Linked DNA regions of Homo sapiens: region 2 is linked to region 1. Evidence: chromatin loops called from intact Hi-C (ENCODE). Cell type or tissue: MCF 10A. All regions are shown on one strand. Links, peaks and the distances in the headings refer to the core of each region. The heading gives the core; the rest is flanking DNA. Region 1 overlaps LOC105377475 (a long non-coding RNA gene). Region 2 has its middle 24 kb from the start of ARHGAP10.

What was found. Hi-C counts contacts between places; a loop is a spot of excess contacts. Peaks named below come from ENCODE experiments on the same cell type or tissue, not always from the same donor. Only the 100,000 strongest peaks of a DNase experiment are listed, where the experiment ranks them.
Region 2: it touches region 1 in a loop (10-fold over the local background); 1 of 110 quality-filtered maps calls a loop at or near these places.

The regions. Positions count from the first base shown.
Region 1 is chr4:147,018,006-147,020,923 of GRCh38, reverse strand. It overlaps LOC105377475 (a long non-coding RNA gene), which reads left to right. Exons shown (of 5, transcript XR_939315.3): 1 at 1-62; 2 at 931-1,054. Among named protein-coding and RNA genes, the nearest start is that of TTC29, 74 kb to the right of the region's middle. In MCF 10A, for the core only: a CTCF peak has its summit at 1,661 (motif pointing left); a DNase peak (open chromatin) is centred at 1,673.
Region 2 is chr4:147,706,692-147,709,609 of GRCh38, reverse strand. No RefSeq gene overlaps it. Among named protein-coding and RNA genes, the nearest start is that of ARHGAP10, 24 kb to the left of the region's middle. In MCF 10A, for the core only: CTCF peaks have their summits at 1,059 and 1,258; a DNase peak (open chromatin) is centred at 1,259.

The sequences.
Region 1 (2,918 bases), core at 280-2,779:
CCCACCATGGCCAGGCTAACAGTGTGTGCTTTAACAGGGATGGTGGTGACACCCCACGCTCAGTAAGTCTCTCTGGGCTCTAGTTCTCATCTATGTCCTGAATGCCCTTGCTCTGGTCAAGAATACCTGTCCTCTCTTCCACTGCTTGATTCTTAATTATATTCTTTACCCAGCTGCTACTGTGTTCCTGGTTTTAAATGTAAGTATGAGCTTTGGCCCCTTTCTTTATCACACAAACCATAATCTGTGGAGTTTTTCTGTCTCACCTTTGTGCCTTACCCAGCACCGGTCTCTCAGTCTCTTTCCTACCTCTCAGGCTACAGTGGCTGGGTGTGCCGAAGATTCCTTAATGGCCAGTGTAACTGACTGATGTGTTTCTTCAGGAAGCTTCTCCATACCTCAGACAAGCGCACACCCAGAGCTTGAAATCACAGGCCTATAGACTCGAACTTTTCTAGGTAGTTCACTAGAAATAAAGGAGAAACCTAGGCTTCAGGAGAGTTCTAAAGGCCCGCTGTGTCCTGAGGCTCAGGAGTACACTCCACAGGGGTTGATCTGAGTATGGCCAATAGGACCAGGGGCTAAGCATTTTAACCAGAGCATCCCCAGACTCCAGGCTGGTGCCTAGAAATGCAGTAGCAAACAGAGGTCCTGCCATCCTTTCTTCTCAGTATGGCTATTGCTGGTATCTAGGTTTTCAGAGGGGTTTAGCCCACCTACCTGCTCTCATGCTCAGCAAGAGAAAGAGAGATAGACAGGGTCTGCCCTCCAGCCAGAAGCCTACAGCCTCCCAGCAGCAGCAGCATGTATAGAGGCTCATGCGGGAAGAGAGGACCTAGGAAGCCAGATATGGGCCTTTTCCAGTCCTTCATAGAGAGCAGTGCTCCATGTGCTTCTCCCCTGCTCACAGGTGATCTGTTTCTGTCTCAGGACTGAGATGATGACGTAAGGAAGTAGTCACAAGGCAGTATGGATAGCAGGCAAGAACTGGGGTCCCGGGGCCGCACTGCCTGGATTCCAAGCCTGATTTTGCATGCATGACTTGAGACTTCAGGTAATTTGTTTAAACTCATTGTAACTCAGTTTTTTCTTTATAAATTGATATTTCATCATGCAACAACTGTTTATTGTGCTAATTATTTGGGAAGGGTATCATTTTGGGGGCTAGGATATAGCCATCAACAAACCAGATAACGTTCCCTTCCACTGTGCAATGTTAAGTTCTAGAAGGGTTATAAGCAATGCACAAATACATACATTTCTTCCGGGAGATAAGAGCTGTGCAGAAAAATAAAGGATGGCAAGGGAATAAGCAGTGGGGTAGAGTATTTTCATGATCAGAACAGTGTTCACTGGGGAGATGACATTTGACCAAAGGTCAGAATGCCATGAGGAGTAAGCCATGCATATACCTGGGAAATGGTGTTTTGATTAGAGGAAACTTCAAGTGCAAACACCCTGAAGCTATAAGCATGCCTGAGATCATGACATGATCTATTAAATACAGTTGTTGTGACGTTAAGTGAGTTAGTTCATTAAAGTTGAGCCTGCTAGATAAATATTTCTTGATTAATATTAGGTATTAGTATTATCAGAATGCTTCATACTTTCTGGCCCAGCTGGTCCACTTCCACACCTGACCTGTGGCCTCGCTAATGTTGGGGGACACTGCCACCTGCTGCTTCTTGTTGGTAAACCATTGAGTGTGAGTAGCATGTTGAGAAGCTGATGTGGAGTCTGATCTTCTGCCCTTGGTGTCCCTGTATCTTGGCTTCTTCTGGCTAGATGTTCACTCAGCTCCTTAAATCCACTCTGTTTTCTGCTTCATCAGATTTCTACCATTAGTACTGCCTATGTCACCTGTCAAGTGTCAGCTTGCCTTCCAACACAGTGCCTGACATCCAGGACAATTGTCGTATAGGGAGATGTCTTTAAACACAGAAGACTGCTTTCAATACATGTTTCACTAGGGCCTGTGCTTCTGCCAAATGGCTATCTTTGGCTTTGAGCCTAAGAACCCATGGAGAAAAACAAAGATACCAAGTTACGGTGGAGTCTAATGAAAGAAAAATGGACCATCTCCCCCAGAGCTACCACTGCTTCAATGCATTCACCATTTAAGGCTGGTACCTGCTCCCACAGACTCATGACTTTCTGAAACAGCTCTGTTGAATGCATTTGTAATTTGCCACTAAAAAAATTATACTTCCACGTGTTTACAACCTTGTCCATATCTGGGAAAGTGACAAGTAGAAAGTTGGCTTTCTAGTCCTTTCTGAAGGAAGGGTCTGGCTTTGGTCTGTCTGTGCATACAATGGTGCTGTTTGGTATATGCAGAAGCCTGGGTACCTACAGGATTTGCTTAGTGAATATATCTTATATGACCTTCTGGTCCATCACACTTACATAATCCCCTAACATACCATCCCATAGTCAATAACAATAACATCAATTACAATAGACATTTCCTGAGATCCTATTAAAAAGTCATATGTTGGCTAGGCACGGTGGTTCATGCCTATAATCTCAGCACTTTGGGAGGCCAAGGTGGGAGGATGACTTGAGGCCAATAGTTTGAGACCAACCTGGACAACATGGCAAAACCCTGTCTCTACTAAGAATACAAAAATTGGCCGGATGTGGTGGCAGGCGCCTGTAATCCCAGCTACTCAGGAGGCTTGACACGGGAATCAGTTGAACCCAGGAGGCAGAGGTTTCAGTGAGCTGAGATTGCACCACTGCCCTCCAGCCTGGGCAATAGAATGAGACCTTGTCTCAAAAACAAAACAGATGTTTTGCTAAAAACTTTTTATTCATTATCTCATTTCAACCTTGCAACAATCCTATGTGACCCAGATATCCCATACATCAGCAGGTTGTAAGATCACACCTCCCATGAATATCCAAACCACAATAAT
Region 2 (2,918 bases), core at 285-2,784, 690 kb before region 1:
CCCTCTTTCTTTCTCTCTCTCTCTTTCTCTCTTTCGAGTCTCACTCTGTTGCCCAAGCTGGAATGCAGTGGTGCAATGCAGTGAGCTCACCACAGCCTCTGCCTCCAGGGTTCAAATGCTTCTCGAGCCTCAACCTCCCAAATAGCTGGAATTACAGGCACGCGCCACCAGGCCCCATTAATTTTTGCATTTTTAGCAGAGACGGAGGTTTCGCCATATTGGACAGGCAAATCTCAAACTCCTGACCTCAAGTGATCCGCCTGCCTCGGCCTCCCAAAGTGCTGGGATTACAGGCGTGAGCCACTGTTCCCAGCCTTATTTCTTGGTCACATGCTAAACAAGGGGTGGATTATTTATAAATTTTCCGGGAAAGGGGTGGGCAATTCCCAGAATTGAGGGTTCCTCCCCTTTTTAAATCATATAGGGTAACTTCCTGACATTGCCATGGCATTTGTAAACTGTCATGGCACTGGTGGGAGTGTCTTTTAGCATGCTAATGCATTATAATTAGCATATAATGAACAGCGAGGATGACCAGAAGTCATTCTCGTCACTGTCTCGGTTTTGGTGGGTTTTGGTGGGTTTTCACCAGCTTCCTTACCACAACCTGTTTTATCAGCAAGGTCTTTGTGACCTGTACCTTGTGCTGACCTCCTTTCTCATCCTGTAACTTAGAATGCCTAACCTGTTGGGAATGCAGCCCAGTAGCTCTCAGCCTCATTTTACCCAGCCCCTATTCAAGATGGAGGCACTCTGGTTCAAATGCCTCTGACAACATGCCCTCAGATTCTCTTTCAGCAAGTTGAACTTTTATTTTCTTTTGGTAAACAACTTCATACCTCCTGATGATTTGGTTTATGGTATAATCACTCCGCCCTGAGTCCTCCCAGCTCTAACTTATTTAGAACTTTGAAAACTTGTTTCCTCTCTTAAAACAAAACAAAACAAAACAAAACAAAACAAAAACCTGGCTCTTATAATAAAAAGCCTACTGTTTCACCTTTGATTTTAAAATTCCATTCAGAAACGCAGTTGTCATCTTCGTTCTTGGCTATGTCACCCTTATCCTGAAGCAACCAATTGCTTTGATTTAGTGGGTGAAGAGGGATGCCTGGTGGTTGGGAGAGAAACTGTAAAACCTGTGAAGAAGAGAAATAGTAATTATGATATCCGATTGTATCCCACTACATTAATCAGGAAGTGTGTTTATTAGCAAATATGTGATAAATGGCAATCAAGGGTGATACAGGCCCCCTAGTGGGCATTTGGAACTGTGCATGACATTTCTAGTCACAGTGACTTCGGGATTTAGTGGCATTTAGTAGGCATAGGGCAGGGATAGTAAATATACTGAAATGTGCAGAACAAGTCCATATACAATGTCAATAGCTCCCTGATAAAAATACGAAAAACATTCTTCTCTGCTGGGGCTTTTCCAGTCTCTGGCCCCATCCATGTTACTATAGGACACAGCCCCAGGGCCCTCTGCTTAGGCATCAGGTCCTACTTGCTTACTTCTGAGACCTGACTCTTCCTCTCCACAATTCCCTGGGACTAGCCTGACTCCCCCACACCGCCCCGCCCCATAACATCTTTGTGTCTGTCCAGCCTGAGTTGTTTGGGAGAAAAGCAAGGTGTCTCACCAGGAGGTATGTTTAGGTGTTCTGTCCTTTAACTTCAGGTTCCTCTTGTATCCTAAATCCATGAAGTGGCTTAAGGATTTTGACTCTGAACTTGCTTAGCCAGTTTCCTATAGAAATGCACAGAAATGGCCGGGTGCGGTGGCTCAACCCTCTAATCCCGGCACTTTGGGAGGCCGAGGCGGGCGGATCACAAGGTCAGGAGATCGAGACCATCCTGGCTAACACGGTGAAACCCCGTCTGTACTAAAAATACAAAAAATTAGCCGGGCGTGGTGGCAGGTGCCTGTAGTCCCAGCTGCCTGGGAGGCTGAGGCAGGAGAATGACGTGAACCCGGGAGGCGGAGCTTGCAGTGAGCTGAGATCACGCCGCTGCAGTCCGGCCTGGGCGAAAGAGCGAGACTCTGTCTCAAAAAAAAAAAAAAAAAAGAAATGCACAGAAATTATTCTCCTGGTTCCCACTGTCATTCCGATCATTGCTATGTGCAAGAGAAAAATGTGAAAGATCTTAAATTTCAGGCTGGGCGCAGTGTCTCATACTTATAATCCTGGCACTTTGGGAGGCCAAGGTGGGCAGATCACCTGAGGTTGGGAGTTTGAGACCAGCATGGCCAACATAGTGAAACCCCATCTCTACTAAAAATACAAAAATTAGCCAGGCGTGGTGGCACGTGCCTGTAGTCCCAGCTACTCGGGAGGCTGTGGCAAGGGAATCACTTGAACCTGGGAGGCGGAGGTTGCAGTGGGCTGAGATCATGCTATTGCCTGGACATTCATGAAAAGAGATCAAAATATGAACACTAACAGGAGTTTGAAAGAAGTTCATTTCAGTCCTCATAGATGACTTTGGGGGGATGGGTTCAAGACTTCATTAAAGGAAGTCACTGTAGATGTGGTGGAAATGGCAAAATTGGAAGTGGAGCCTGAAGACGTGACTGAATTGCTGCAATCTCATGACAGAACGTGAACAGATGCTTCTTATAGATGAGCAAAGAAAGTGGTTTCTTGAGATGGAATCTACTCCTGGTGAAGATATTGTGAACATTGTCAAAATGACAACAAACCATTTAGAATATTTATGAAATATTATCTAAATATTCTAACTTGGTTACTAAAGGAGCAGCAGAGTTTGAGAGGATTGACTCCAAGTTTTAAAGTTCTACTGTGAGTAAAATGCTATGAAACAGCATCATGTGCTACAGAGAAATCTTTCTCGAAAGGAAGAGTCAATTAATATAGCAAATTTTATTGTTGTCTTATTTAGAAATTGCCACAGCC